2 separate regions of the Homo sapiens genome follow, and region 2 is linked to region 1. Evidence: chromatin loops called from intact Hi-C (ENCODE). Cell type or tissue: endothelial cell of umbilical vein. All regions are shown on one strand.

The links. Hi-C counts contacts between places; a loop is a spot of excess contacts. Peaks named below come from ENCODE experiments on the same cell type or tissue, not always from the same donor. Only the 100,000 strongest peaks of a DNase experiment are listed, where the experiment ranks them.
Region 2: it touches region 1 in a loop (6-fold over the local background); 5 of 110 quality-filtered maps call a loop at or near these places.

The regions. Positions count from the first base shown.
Region 1 is chr11:103,322,661-103,330,660 of GRCh38, forward strand. It overlaps DYNC2H1 (dynein cytoplasmic 2 heavy chain 1), which reads left to right. Exons shown (of 89, transcript NM_001377.3): 82 at 1,226-1,330. Among named protein-coding and RNA genes, the nearest start is that of DYNC2H1, 220 kb to the left of the region's middle. In endothelial cell of umbilical vein, a CTCF peak has its summit at 3,491 (motif pointing right); DNase peaks (open chromatin) are centred at 421 and 3,491.
Region 2 is chr11:103,584,298-103,592,297 of GRCh38, forward strand. No RefSeq gene overlaps it. Among named protein-coding and RNA genes, the nearest start is that of MIR4693, 260 kb to the right of the region's middle. RefSeq lists an enhancer at 1-387. In endothelial cell of umbilical vein, no CTCF peak of the experiment used is centred here; DNase peaks (open chromatin) are centred at 2,694, 4,134 and 7,474; H3K27ac peaks cover 5,458 bases.

The sequences.
Region 1 (8,000 bases):
ACAGAAGACTCTAGCCAGTCTAGACAAGATTTCATAGCTATTTTGAAATAAGCAAAGTGTATAACTCTACAAAGAGTAAATATTTTTAAATTTATAGGATGACTTATGACAATCACTGTTTAGCTTTCTAATTGAGTTAGATGAAAGACACTGAATGTTTCCCACGATAATACATGCACACATATATGCAAACATACACTCATGTACATGTACATATACATTTATACGTATATATTGTGATTGAATACCTTGAGGAAGTTTACAAATGCTAAGCTAAAGGATTGGAAGAATTTCAAAGAACAGCATGACTTTCCAAAATGTGACATATTTACAGGCCCCGGACTTCCTGGAGTCCAACTGTCTCCTTGGAAATACTTCAGGGTCAGCTGCCAAGGATAAGAACGGATGAGGGGAAGTCAGAGGCCAAGTCTCCCATGCCTACTTCAGCAAACACGGTTTAGATGCACGTGCAGTACTTGCCTTAAAATAACTTCTCTTCATGAAAACAAAACAGTTTCCATGTTTAGGCCAAACTGAATAAGTGTTTTTGCCTGCACTTAGTTTTTGATTTAAAGTCATGAGTGAGTAACTGTTGAAATGAATGCTCAACAAGCCAAGCTTATTCAATGTGTAGGGTAATTCTTAGGATGAAATGATAGGATTATCAATGCATTTTATCACACCTCACCAGCAAACTGAAGACTAACTGGAATTGCTCTATTATAAAGCAATTTACAAAGCAGTGCTTCTACACGTTTACAAGGTTTCTCTAAGTTAAAAAGAAACAAAAGTAGATTGCCTGAATATATAAATATATATATATATATATAACTGCTTAATTTAACATGAGCAGAACTGCACTCTGCAGATTGGTCTTTGGTAAGTTATAGGAAAAAAATTACAGAGCTATCCTAAAAACATCTAACATGGTAGCTTACATATAGTAGGCATAATCACTCAAATATGTTGTAAATAATTCGGAGTCCCTTTGTATGTGGGAGTTATGATAAGAAAATATAATATCAAATAATTGAAGTGTGAAGAAGTATTAATGACAGAATACTTCCCACAGATAACTGAGTTAATATCATACAAAGTGAGATTTATCTAGAAAATAAAAATACAAATAATAATTGAACATTTCAAAGTATTCTTTCTTATTTCAATGATTGTAAGTTCAATCTTTATTTTTTAAAAAAACTGTTTTTCACTTCTTTATATTTAGGACTATCGTGCTGTCATTGAGAAAATTCCAGAGGACGACAAACCTAGTTTCTTTGGTCTGCCTGCCAATATCGCTCGCTCATCTCAGCGCATGATCAGTTCTCAGGTAACCTAAAAAAAAGATCTACCTTCAAAAAAAGTTGCTAGTGAGCCTGAAGGAGACAAAATTAAACTTGATTTAGTACTGTAGACCCCACAAGCTTTATTTAAACATTTTATTTTCACAACACATTCCAGTTTTACTTTAAATATATTTTTTAAAATATTTGATTTTCTGATTTTTTTTCTTTTTAAACTTTTATTTTAGACTCAGGGGAAATGTGCAGATTTGTTACATAGGTAAATTGTGTGTCGTAAGGGTTTGGTGTACAGATTATTTTATCACGTAGGTAATAAGTATAGTGCCCAACAGGTAATTTTTCGATCCTCCCTCTCCTCTCACCCTCCACCCTCAAGTAGGCCCTGGTGTCTGTTGTTCCCTTCTTTGTATCCATGTATACTCAGTGTTTAGATCTCACCTATAAGTGAGAACGTGGTATTTGGTTATCTGTTCCTGTGTTAGTTTGCTTATGAAAATGATCTCCAGCTCCATCCATCCTTGCTGTGAAGGACATGGTCTTGCTCCAGCTCCTTCACTTCCTTGCTGCAAAGGACATGGTCTTGTTCTTTTCTTATGTTGCATATTCCATGTTGTCTATGTATCACATTTTCTTTATTCAGTCTACCATTGATGGCCATTTAGGTTGACTCCATATCTTTGCTATTGTGGGTAGTGCTGCAGTGAACATTCATGTGCATATGTCTTTATGGTAGAACCATTTATATTCCTTTGAGTATATACCCAATAATGGGATTTCTGGGTCAAATGGTAGTTCTGTTTTAAGTTCTTCGAGAAATCGCCAAACTATTTTCCACAATGGTTGATCTAATTTGCATTCCCACCAGTGGTGTGTAAGCATTCCCTTTTCTCTGCAACCTTGCCAGCACCTGTTATTTTTTGACTTTTTAATAATAGCCAGTCTGATGGGCATGAGATGGTATCTCATTGTGGTTTTGATTTGCATTTCTCTAATGATCACAATGTCAAATATTTTTTCATATGTTTATTGGCCGTATGTATGTCTTCTTTTGAGAAGCATCTCTTCATGTTTTTTGCCCACTTTTTAATGGGCTTGTTTGTTTTTTGCTTGTTAATTTCTTTAAGTTCCTTATAGATTCTGGACATTGGACCTTTGTTGAGTACTTAGTTTGCAAACATTTTCTCCTATTCTGTAGGTTGTCTGTTTACTCTGTTGATAGTCTCTTTTGCTCTGCAGAAGCTCTTTAGTTAGGTCTCATTTGACAATTTTTGTTTGGGTTGCAATTGCTGTTGGCATCTTTGTCATGAAATTTTTGGGCCAGGGCCAATGTTCAGAATTGTATTTCCTAGGTTGTCTCCCATGGTTTTTATAGTTTTAGCTTTTACATTTAAGTCTTTAATCCATCTTGAGTTGATTTTTGTATATGGTGGAAGGAGTGGGTCTAGTTTCCATCTTCTTCACATGGCTAGGTAGTTAACCCAGTACCATTTATTGAATAGGAAGTTCTTTCCCCACTGCTTGTTTTATGGACCTTGTCAAAGATCGTCAGATTGTTGTAGGTGTGTAGCTTTATTTCTAGGCCCTCTATTCTGTTCTGTTGGTTTATGTGTCTGTTTCCATAGTTCTCTTTGTGGAGATCTTTCACCTGTATACTGCTGTTAATACTTCTGATTGTATTATGAAATTCTTGTAGTGAATTTTTCCATTCCAGAAGTTCAGTTTGGTTCTTCCTTAAAATGCCTGTTTCATTTTTGAGCTCTTGGATTGATTTACTGGATACCTTGGATTCTTTGGATCGGATTTCAACTTTCTCCTGAATTTTGTTGAGCTTTTTTGCCACATTCTGCATTCTACGTCATTTCAGACATTTCAGTCTCATTAGGGACCGTTGCTGGTGGGCGGGGGATGGGCGTATAGTGGGCTCCTTTGAAGGTAAGGGGACACTGGCTTTTTGAATTGCCAGAGTTTTTTCTCTGATTCTCATCTGGTGGGGCTGGCGTTCCTTTAACTCTGATGCAAGTTGGGTGCACTCAGTTGGGTTTGGTTTGGGGCGCTTTCAGAGGGCCAAGGCTCTGTACAGTGTCTTTATTTGTGGGTGAATTCTTGCTCTTGGTTTCCGGCATCTATTAGCAGAATAATGTTTAGTGTTGTAGTTTGGGCTTCAGTCCAATAGATGGCGCTTAGGAGTAGTGGCTGGTAGATAGGCTCTTACTTAGCCCTGTGGTTTTTTTGTTATTTCCTTGTTTTCGCAGGCACGTTCTTGGGAGTAGAGGGAGGGGCGGGGAATAAAATCATCTCACCAGGGCCCCGTCCTTGGCTTTGAGTGAGCCTCTTCTGATCATTGGCTCCTTCCCCGGGTTTCTTTTGCTATGTGTTCGGGGTGGTTGGGCTCCCTCTGACAGGCTGCATCCGGGAGATAGGCCGGCCATACGCTTTCTGGGCCAGCCCTGTGGAGGGACGTACGAACCGCCTCTGTGCTGGCCCACAAACCTGCACGTCCCACCCCTCTCAGTGATCTGAGGGTGGGCGCTTCTCCCCAGCTCCAGTGTTGGCCGCAGATCTGGGCTCGGTACTCCTGAGCTGCAGACCGCATTCCGGGGACACTGGAACAGCCCTTGGCTTGGGGTCAGACTCTGGCAGCACTGGGGGATCTGAAGTGCCCCTAGGTTACTTGGAAAATACTCAGATAGTGCGGAGCACTCAGGCAGGGCTGTGGAGGCTGCGTTGTGCACACGATCCTGCGGGGTGGCTATGGAGGGGCTCGGCAGTGGGAAGGCCTGCAGAACAGATGTGCCCCAATCCTGTGGGGGAAGCCAGCCTGCTGTCTCTTGGCCTGGCAGTCAGCTGATGCTAGAGCCTCTAGGAGGGTGATGAGGACCCCTGGGGGAATGGGCACTTAGGGCCTTACTCTACTACAGCTGTCCTGCACACAAAAGCTCCTGAGCTCCACAGCAGCTGAAGCACTGTTTCTGCCTAGTCTCCAGGCAGATCCTCCACCAGCTCACACATCCATGGTGGATGCGGGGTCCGCTGAGCTAGGATTCCATAGGTCCAAGGTGAGGGTGAGATGTCCCTCAGTCTCCTCACTCATCACTTCCTCAGGAGTTGCTTGGGGCCGGGAACAGCCCCGAGCATTATGTTAAGGCACACAGGGTTCCAGCTTCCTCCCGCTTCACCCTGAGCATCAGCGTCACTTCTCCATCCACTCTCGGTAGTGTTTTCTTCCCCAAGATCTGCCCAAATTTTGTTGGATTACTTGATAATTTGGTATCTCTCAGTGGGAATGGTTCTTCCTGGCTGCATCTAGTTAGCCATCTTGTTCCAGCCCTCTCTATTTTAATGTTTAAACTCAAGTTCTACCCAAATACATACGTGTGTGTGTGTATAATACATATATTTGAATATTCACATAAAATTTTACAATACTTAAGCAAATAAGGTTAATATAATTAAAAGGTTATTAAAAGAATAAAAAGTTATTTCATAGGCTCCAAAAAAGGATTTGCTTTGGGAACCTTATCAATAGAAGTTCAAAACCTTCTCTTGAAAGTTCTATTATTAACAGAACATGGCTTCTGCAACTGCTAGTCTCAGTATCATTCAGGTTCTAGGGGAATCTGATTTAGCATAGTTTGGATCAATTATCTAATGAAGGTAATAGGGTAAGATAGAGCAGATACAGCCTTAGAGACTTAGAGATACAGGAGAAGAAATACAGAATGTTCAGCATCTTCATCTTACAGGGAGGCCAAGCAAAGCAGCTACCTATATACAGAACTTATTTTGCTCCTGGGCCATTGACAAGAGCCAAGGATGTGGGGGTCATCTTGGTACTGCGAAGCTGTAGCCTTAGTTTCCCACCAATCTTCTATTTCATGTTAGCTACAAAAGTCCAGTGCTTGTATACCAACACACAGCTCCCCAGGCTAAGTGGAGTCCCAAGGAACAGGGGTTTCATGACAAACTAGGCAGATAAAACATTCCACCCTTATCTTAACTACGTAGTTTCTAAGGAAATAGTACTATGAGAAGATAGACGCCCATGTTGTTTACCCAGATTGTCCTGATTCAACCCAGACTTCATTTTACTTTTTACTCACTCGAATATAGCAAAAAATTATCCCAAATTTATCGTAATATGATCTAATTTCTACTAGTTTGTCTTGCCTTAGTATTCCAATTTTTATGAATACTTTTGGGATGAAACGAAGATAAAATTCTTCCTAAGGTTTTTTGGTTAACACTTATTTTCTTATTTGTATTTTAACTGTCAGTCTGTTTCACTGCTTATTTACTTGAGTACTTATTTTTTAATTACCATTTTTTACTTAAAAGGGTTTCACAGTGCTTCAATCATTTTAACGTTTTATTTTTCAAATTATAAAGATGTATATGCAACTGAACTAATAGAATTTATATATTTAGAGATTTTTTTCATTCCAAGCCACATTTAAACACCCTTATTTGAAAGTAAATATTCAGATACTACAAAGTTTGATTTGACACCATGCCTGTCAATGTACTTAACAAAAAGTAGATTAGAAAACATTATTTATCATGCACAAATTCAGGGATATAAGAACTGATATTGCATCAGGTATTTGATGATTTGGGCTTTTAAGGACAGGCTAATGCCAAAGTTGTATAACCAATTTTGTACAAATATGAAGGCCAAAAATGAGTACATACATTCAAGGCAATGACCACAAGTTGTATCTATCTACTGCAAATTGTTGATTATACTTATGTACAGATGCTGTGTGTCAGTAGTTAGCAGTTTTTTTGTTTTTGTAACCTGCTGCAGTATACACACCACATGGCATTCTCAACCACATCAGCTAATACACTCTTTTCCTCAACTTTTCCACTGTTATAATTACCGTAGGGATGTTACATTAACCAAAATGTGAAAGTCAAAAGCAAGAGACTTTGGGTTTTGTTTTTGATGGTGAGGAGGGGGAGAGATAAATTTGATATGTTAGTTCGAATTGCCCATGCAATAATGTTTATTTGAGTTGCCATAAAATATCTATTTGGAAATGTCTAGTAGGAACATAGACTAAATAAACGTAGGACAGACTTCAGATGTAGATATGATAAAAAAGATTTGACAAAAAAGAAGTACATCTGTGACAGAGGAAGCTGTGAGAATTAGAGATTGATTGCTAGGAAGGATGAAACAGAAAAGAAAGATGCCTGAAGGTAGTATCCTGGGAAATATCTATGATTAACACATACTTGAAGATGGGAAAATCTTTGAAAGAATTTTAGCAAGAGTGATCTGCATTCAGAAAACAAGACAAGCAGAAGAGCTTTAAAAGAGAGTCTTCAGGTGATGGGAGGGAGTGATGCTGGTTGTTCAGGGAGTGGAAGAGGAGGGCTAAGTTATAAGGAATTGGGCATTATTCAGTATTTCAAAATCTTTTCTAGAATCATCTCTGTAGAATGTTGGAGGATAGAAATCTAATTGCAGTAGTTTGGGAGGGAAAGTGGGTGAAAAAGTGATGCAAATGAATATAGGTGATTAATTTAGGAAGTTTGACACTGACCAGAACCTCTGTCTCTGCCAATAAAAGTTAAAGGCAAAATGTAAGTAATCTAATGTGAATACAAGATTCAGGGAGAAATTGTTATTACTGATGTTAGAAGAAACTGAAGCATGTTTTTTTCTGTACTCTCTTACAGGATTCTGAGTTATTCAAGGGTAGAGCATGTATTTTTCTTCTCCTTTTCTTTTTTTTGTTGTGGGGTGGTGTGCCAGTACCTGTTTGCTGATGGTACCCTTAGTGTCCTTGGTACTTTCTATTAATGAATATTGCTTTTGTTTTAAAGATGTATTTTACATTTAAAGCAACTATAAATATTGTTTGAGTTGATTGAAAAAATATCTTAAAATATTTTTGCTATTAGCGTTTTTGGCTATAGGTATTTCAGTATTTCTTTATATCTTTTCTAGAATTACTCTTGCCACTGCTTTTGCTTATTTAAATTCTTCGTTCAATACCCAGTCCAAAGCTTATCCTCTCCTGAAGTATTTGTATTGATCCTCTGGTATTTTTTACTTTTATTTATCTCAGCTATCCAACATTATTTGCCTCTAATATAATATTAGAATAGGTTTTGGAATGTAAAGGTGAATAAAAATAGTCCCTGTTTTGAAGGAATTCAGTTTAGTGGGGAGAGAAATGTGTAGAAAAAGTCCCACTGCCACGTAAGTGGTAAAATAGAAACATGTATTCTACTAAGTTTGTATCTTGTGAATTTATATCTGAATAAATATATGTACTTTTCATTTCATTGCTGAAGAAAAACTTTTTGCATGAATTAGATCATTTGTGTTATGTTTGTACGAATTTGTGCAATCAAGACAGTTTGAGTAAATGAGAAACACTTTAAAATTAAGCTAAATTAAGTTCTTCTGAAGAAATCTTTAAAGCAGAAATTATACTTCTCTTATAACTTCAGACTTAGTAATGTTTGAAATTTTGCTTCTTTTAAATTAAAAACGTAATTGTAGTTTCTACAGCTTTTTGTTTGGTTAAAACAGACTTTTGTTTCAGAAAATGAAAACTAAACAATAAATTTTTTAAATAACTAAAGCTCTAACCTATTTTCATTAATATATATCTTTATTTACCCAGATAGGACAATATCTTCTATGTGTTATGTATATTAACTTTTGTCTCCCCAAATAAA
Region 2 (8,000 bases), 260 kb after region 1:
TCTGCAAAGAGAAGGCAAGGCCTTACTTTCTTCCTTGGATGAGAGGCAACATAAATTGATCACACAACTATTGAAGAAGAAAAAATAGTAAGAAAAAAATAACTAATTTACCTGATTTATGAAGGTCATTAACAACCTACTAGGATGTTCTGATTCAGTTGAGACAGTAAATTTTATGTGACAAAGATGACAATTGAGAAAAAGTGACTGAGAGAATGCAAATGAAGAAACATTTTGTTTTTCCCTTGCCCTCACATTACATCTTCCTTACTTCTTACTATGAAAATTCCTACCCTTTTCTATCACATATACCTGGACTCTTTTCCAGATTGAACCTAAGTCATGCTATCTTGTCCTTCATTTGGACTGATGGGCCTAACTCAGTGCTCTTGGCAGTCTTGTGGTTTGGATTTTCAATTTTCTCACTGTAGCTAATAGTCTCTTTTATAGGCTGGCCAAAGCATTCACTTTGAGATTCGATAGAATCTTCCAAATTGGAAGATAACAATATGCTTGGTGTTGGCTCCTTTAACTGAAAATGAGAAAAATCATGCAGACATTGCAAGGCTAAAGGTTGTTTATCTCCATATTATAATTTCATTCTTTCTTTTTTTTTCAGATACAGCATGACTAAGCCTGCAAATTGTAAGGGATCTCAGTGATCACCTATTCTAATGTTTCACAGAGTACACAGTATGATTCTAGACTGTACATGAAATAATTATTTTTTAACTTTAAAAATTATAAATAGGCAAACATTTATTTTTGTATGCATTACAAAAAATGTTGAATAGTACAAGAAAAGCATGATTTCAAGGATATTATTATATAGGGTGAATATACACATGGATATGGCAATAGTTGTAAGGGTTTTATGGGTGGCTAAAGCTTGGAAAGCACTGACCTACCTACATTTTTCTTTCAACAGCTGGGACAACTGAGACCCAGGAGACAAATGATTAGGTCAAGGTCATTCAGTGAATCTCTTGTAAATCTGGGGCTTAAGCCAGGATTTGGGACTCTTAATTCATTCATCGTATTCTCTTTTTTCACAAATGTGTAACATTGTTCTTTGCATACTCACATATCAACAGTTTTTTTATATTGCTAAATCATGCATTTAATTTCTATGTATTAGATATAAAATTTTAATTTGGGAAAAAACATTTAACAGGATAGTTAATGAATACAGAAAAGTGGTTTTAAAGGTAGTGCCTGTTGGGCTTGGCTGTAAAATCTGAGATTGTATATCAGCTGTCAGCCTTTCATGTCTTCAGCATGCAAAGCATGCCTGCCATTCTCTTTGGATTGTATTCCATAGTTAAGCAAGAGCAGGAAACTTTAAAGACCTAATTGAGATACCACAATGGGATCTGTTTTCGATGAAATCATATCTGTCATCCACTTATTCTGACTATTCAGTCTTTTTCTTCCATAATTTTGAAACTTATGTCCCTGCTACAATGGACCACCGTATTAGTTCATTCTCACACAGCTATAAAAAACTACCTGAGAATGGGTATTAAGAAAAGAGGTTGAATTGACTCACAGTTCCACAGGCTATATGGGAAGCATGGTTGGAAGGACTCAGGAAACTTACAGTCATGGCAGAAGGGTGAAGGGGAAGCAAGCACCTTCTCCACGTGTCGGAGTAGGAGGAAGACAGACCGCGAAGGGGGAGGTGCTACATACTTTTTAACAACCAGATCTCATGAGAACTTACTCACTATCATGAGACCAGCAAGGGGGAAATTTGCCCCATGATCCAATCACCTCCCATCAGGTCCCTCCCCCAACACTGGGGATTAAAGTTCAACATGAGATTTGGGTGGGCACACAGTGCCAAACCACATTAACCACTAACAACAGTAATCATAGCTACCGCTCATTAAGTTCTTTTTGCCAAGTGCTATTCTAAGTACTTTTTACTTATCTAAGCCTCATAAGAACCCCATAAGATAGGTCCTATTATTATATCCAATTTAAAAATCAGAAAACTGAGGCACACAGAGGTTAATCAACTTGTACAATGTTAGAGAACTAGTCAGAGAGTTTTATCCCAGGGAGTCTGCTCCAAGGTTGTTGCAGTAACCTTGTCTCAAGTCTTTTTAAGATTTCTCTATAAATTTTTATTAGCTTGTATACTGCGATAGCACTGAAAACTCATTGTAGTATGTGTATAATTGGATGATAAAACTTGTTTAAAAACAGCTTTGTTTTTCTAATCTTCATGTTGTGTATAAAAATACTGTCACACATAATTTGACAAAATCCCTTAAAGAGGATTATAGAGGGCTGGAAATTGGCAGGATAATTAAAATGAATTTTAGGCAAATTAATTTGAAAACTAGAGAAAGTAGAAAAGATGAGGTAAGGAAGTGCAATGAGAATGGTGATTCAGAATGAAGATAACAATAATAGCATTTAACAATGGTAATAATAATTGTATCAGCTACAATGAGTTGAGAACTTAATATATGCCTAACACTGTGTTACATACTTATTTGTATATTGTCTAAATTCTTAGAACAACCCTTTGAGGTATTTATCATCACTCTAATTTTACAGGTGAAGAAACAGACTCAAAGAGGTTACATTATGTGTTGCTGTGATCTAGCAAGTGATAGCAGAGTTGCGGTTTAAACTCAGGCCCAGCTGTGACATTCTATACTTTTCCATTCCTGGGAGCTCATAGAACTCAGACACCTGATATGTAATGCAATGTTTTTTGTTCTATTTTTAGCTTGAGTTATGAGTCAAGAACACACTGAATATTTTTCCTGCTTGGATGAGCCTCCATTCTCCAAGTTAGTTAGCAGGGTTAAAGAGAAGTTTGGGGGCATCTCAGCAAGAATTGCTTTCAAAAACCTCTTAAGCGGCTCCATCTCAACATTTATAGTAACACTTTAATTTTGATTTTGACTTTCTGATCCCTCAAAAGTATTCATCTACCTCTATTAATCACATTATTTATGAGAGAGATATAGGTCTGGGTATCCGTTGACCTATTCAAGAATCTAGTATTGTGGATTTGCCATTACAGAGGCATCCCAGGAGAAAATGGTCCATAGGCTACAAAGGCTCTTCTCAAAAGGGTGTTCTAAAACTGTCAAGGGCAGCCTTTATGGAATGAGTTTATAACCTTCTAGGGTGACAATTTTGAAAGCAACATACTAATTTGGATATCTGACTCATTTGGTCAAAAAAAGTCCACAAATTTAATGTACAAAACTTCATACACACACACACACACACACACACACACACACACACACACAGTCCAACTTTCCAAAAAAGCAACCCCCTTGGTTAAAAAAATTCTACCTTAGATTGGGTTGAGATCTGTCTCTGTAATTCTGAAATTCCAGCCCACATCTTCCAACATGTCCTTTCAGAACAATAAAGATCAAGTGTGTTCCCTCTTCCAGATGAAAGCCCCACACATATTTGAAGACAGTTTTCTGGTTTTCCTTGAATTGTCTCTTCATGAAGTTAATCAAATTATCCTTGAAACTTCCCTCCTCCATGAAAGACTAATAAGAGGATACTTCCTCTAGAGAGTTTTAGTGCCAGAGATAAGCACAGCCTAGTTCATTTCTACTTTAAAAAATGGGATATGTGCAATGATAAAATGCCACTCGGCCTGTTTTCTCTTTGCAAGGCAGGCTTTAGGATGATGATAAATATTTGTCTAGATTGTGCAGCTGAGCCATATGTAAATTTGCATAATGGGACTCCAGGTGATGTGCTGCATGGTAATTACTTGTTACTTGTAACTTGATAAAGCTGGAATTTAGCAACACACTTATGACTGAATGCACTGTCAACAAACCAAGAGCCCTCAGCTTGTCTCCTTGTCACCTTAAATGGTGTTAAGGAAGAGGGAAGAGGTGGTAAGAGTCAGTGGAAGACTGATTTGTTAGACTTCTCCAAGGTCACAAACAATTTCTAAGAATAGCACAAGATGTTTGTTAACAGTGCAAATGTTCTGATTTGATTGGTCCACAATTTCAGTCTTTGTCAAGACCAATTCGGCCAGACGGATGAGTGAATTAGAGGAACAATGGGTATTAAACACACATTATGTTTCATATCCTGCAGTGGTTGCATGAAAGAGGAATCCAGGCTGCAGTATTCATACTTCTTGCTCTTCTCAAGAGCATTTGTCTCCCTGGATAAACACTTCCTCTTAGGCAAAGATCCTGCACTGTCCTATAAAGATCTAAGGAAGTCAAATCAAATCAACAGATTTAACAATTCAAGTAAAAAACATTGGGTTAGGTGCTCGGAAAAAGGAAATGAGTAACACATTCCTTGCTTTTGCTTTTTTTGATAACTTTTTTTATTTTGAAATGATTGCATTGCCTTGATATAAATAATAATTACTTAAATCTAGGTGATATGGCAATTGTTGATGATGCAGTGTCAAATATAAAAATAACAGATTACAAAGATTGGTTTGTGAAGATGTGTAGTGCAGTGAGTAATAAAGCACAACTTTAGAATCTGAATTCCTACCCCCACTTGACATATTATATAACCTACCTGATCCCAGGTCTCTTATCTTGGACATAGAAATGATGATGCATAGCTCTTACACCTCATTACTAATGAGATAATGACTGTAAAATGCTTTGGAGAATGCCTGGCCCCTAGCTGAAGTTCAATAAATATCAGCTATTAATGTGATATCTGCACTGTGCTAGAACATTGTGAAATTATGAAAACAGAGTGAACTTAGAAAGGCCAGTGGAAAATACACAGTGGATTAATCAATATGAGAGGATTTGAGGGACATATCTTTTGATTTATCTTGAAAGAATGTTTGAATGACAAGAACAGATTCTAAAATAAAAACTAAAATTATTAAATGGAAATAATTTTAAGCAGAAATTGAAGACTCAGTCTCTCCTATCAGAGACCTCATAGTCTAGTGGGGGAGACACAATTGTGGGGACACACTTTAAGTATAATTATTAAATGCTAGAACAAAGCAGGGGAAGATGAACCCTGTGAGAGCAGAAAGCAAACGTTTAGAAATACTTCTTGGAGTCAGTAATGTCTGAGATGTAGATGGAGGGAGCAACAATGGTGGCATGGTCAGTAGGACAGGAAAAGAGGGCAACTATTTTGTGCAAATCCTCATGGCAGGTTCCAAAAGGTACAGATATGGATTAGTGTGATACATGTTGGTGATAAATCATGGAGGGTCTTAAACATCAAGTCAAGAAGTTAGGGCTTGGCTATTTATTCTGAGTTCATTGCCTAAATACTTTTTATATGGCATGAGAATGCATTAGATCCTGCCTTTTTCTTCCAGTGATTAGCTTTTCAGCATATTAAAAAATGGAGAGTGATAATGATATGGACAGGAGACAGGAGGGTGGGGTCCCTGGAAAGGGCTCCACCCTCAAGCCTGGACCCACAGTTCTAAATGAGAACAGGCATTCCTGTTTTTTCACCTAAATGTTGACTTTTGGCCCACTATGCCCCTCTAGCCTGTGCCCATATAACCCCTAAACCCCAGGCTCCATAAGCAGAAGAGTAGCAGAGTGGCAGAGCAGCATGGCAGAGAAGAAGAAGAGAGAAGTGTCTGAATGTTGAGAGGAGTTTGGCTGGGGGAGGTTGTGGTGGAGATCAGCCATGGGATGGCCAAATCCCAGGGGAAGATTATCTTCCTACTCCATCCCCTCTCCAGCTCCTCATCCCACTGAGAACCAGCTCCATCACTCAATAAAATCCCCGCATTCACCATCCTTCAAGTCTGTGTGACCTGATTCTTCCTGGATGCTGGACAAGAATTTGGGACACACTGGGTGTGGTAACCGAAAAAGGCTGTCACACTGACTCTTCACAGAGCTGTTTAACACTCAAGCCATCCCTGGACAGCAGGGCTAAAGGAGCACTGTAAGACCCCTAGACAGTGCTGTGGGGCTGGAGCCCAAAAGTGCTCATCCCAGCTCCTGCACCTGCTCACCTGCATACTTCCCTTCCTGTAAGGGATTTGAGCACATGGTGGCCGAATAAATGAGCCACACCATCCCATAAGGGGATCAGGGAATTCTCCCATTTCAATAATGTTTTAATTGAGATGATTTGGGCATAAAAAGACAACCAAAAATATGCCACCCAGGAATGGTAGTGTCTGAGCCACTAAAAGACATGCATTTTACCCATTTTATAGGGATTCTGGGAGTGAAAACAAGAAGCCATGATCTTCTTCAGCATCCCTTTCTACAGCATCCTCATGTGAAAATTGGCATAACTAGACAACTTTCAAACTTCTGGATAAATTTGAGAATAAATATATGGCATTTGAAAACAGAGTTAAGTTTCTACCTCCAAAACAAATCAATCTGCTTGTACTTTTTGATGTAAAAATGGATCCAGGAGCCAAGTAGAAGAAACCCTTCCTTTTGGAATGATTGACCTGGCTATGAATCCTGGCTCTGCCATCACAGTTCTGTGTTACATTAGGTGGAGTCACGGGACTCTCTGAGCCTCAGCTTCACAGACATAAAAGAGGATTGAAATAAGGCCTCCTCAACAAGGAAATTCTAGGAGACTGATGGAGAATTCCCCTGCTCCATGCTTTTAGAGATTAAGCTGGGGTCATTTACTGGGCCTGGACCCAATCTGCCTCTTTCAGGATCATGAATATTGTTTATGCAGTGAACATCACACAGGAAGATTTTTCAGTTTTCCAAAGTAATATGCTTTCTTCTCCATGAAACACACACAGGGTTCTCTTGGTTCATCTTTTATTTTTTCATTAGAAGTGCATGATACTCCATGCCTGATATTGCTTCAAACACTTTATATATATATTAACTCATTTGATAAATCACAATTTTTTTTTTTTTTTTGAGATGGAGTCTTGCTCTGTCACCCAGGCTGGAGTGCAGTGGCACGATCTTGGCTCACTGCAACTTCTGCCTACCAGGTTCAAGGCATTCTCCTGCCTCAGCCTCCCAAGTAGCTGGGATTACAGGCGTGCCCCACCATGCCTGGCTAATTTTTGTATTTTTAGTAGAGACAGGGTTTTACCATGTTGGTCAGGCTGGTCTCAAACTCCTGACCTCGTGGATCCACCCGCCTCGGCCTCCTAAAGTGCTGGGATTGCAGCGTAAGCCACCGAGCCCAGCCAATCATAAAAAATTTTGAGTGGATTTTATCGTTACTCCCATTTTAAATATGGGGTAACTAAGGCATAGAGAGATAAAGTATCTTCTCATGATCATACAACTAGTAAATGTTTGATTTGGAGTTTAAATTTAAGCAGTCACCTCCTGAATCAATGGGCATAACCACTGTATTATATTGACTCTCTTAGATAGAGATGTGGGTTCTTTCATTTACCATAGTCAAAGCAATAGCATAAGCTCTTAGTCTAAGTGTTGGAAAGTAATAGAGAGTAAGGGAAACTGACAAACAAAAGAACGCATGACTCATCTGAAGGTGATGGCTCTACTCACATCCAGTGTCGGTTGCCATGGATGTCCTTGGACTAGTACTGCCAGCATAAATATTCTGATTTTTCAATAAAGGCCAGAGTTCAGAATTTTAAAATGTATTCTACTGATTGTTAGTTGTTTCAGACTAATTACAAAATTTTAAGAACTCAACACAAGCCATCCGTGGTTCACAGGACAATAGTTTGTGTTGTCAGTTGAGCACATTAATAGCTTCATGGTTATAAGAAAGTCTCTGAAGCCAGATTTCTAGTTCAAATGCCCACCCCATTAACAATGAGAAAGTCATTAACCTTGTTTGCCTTAGTCACCTTGTCTCTAAAATAGGCCTCATGACATAAGTGAGGATGCATCCTTCAAATTATTGGCATAAGGATTAAATGAGTTAATATTAAGATTCCCGCACAGTGTCTAGCACATGATAAGCATTATGTTAGTACTTATTATTATATCTTCTTATAATTCTGCTCCATGACATGAAATCAATCATTCACAATGAATGTAGAACTTGCATAGCTCTGGGTGGTA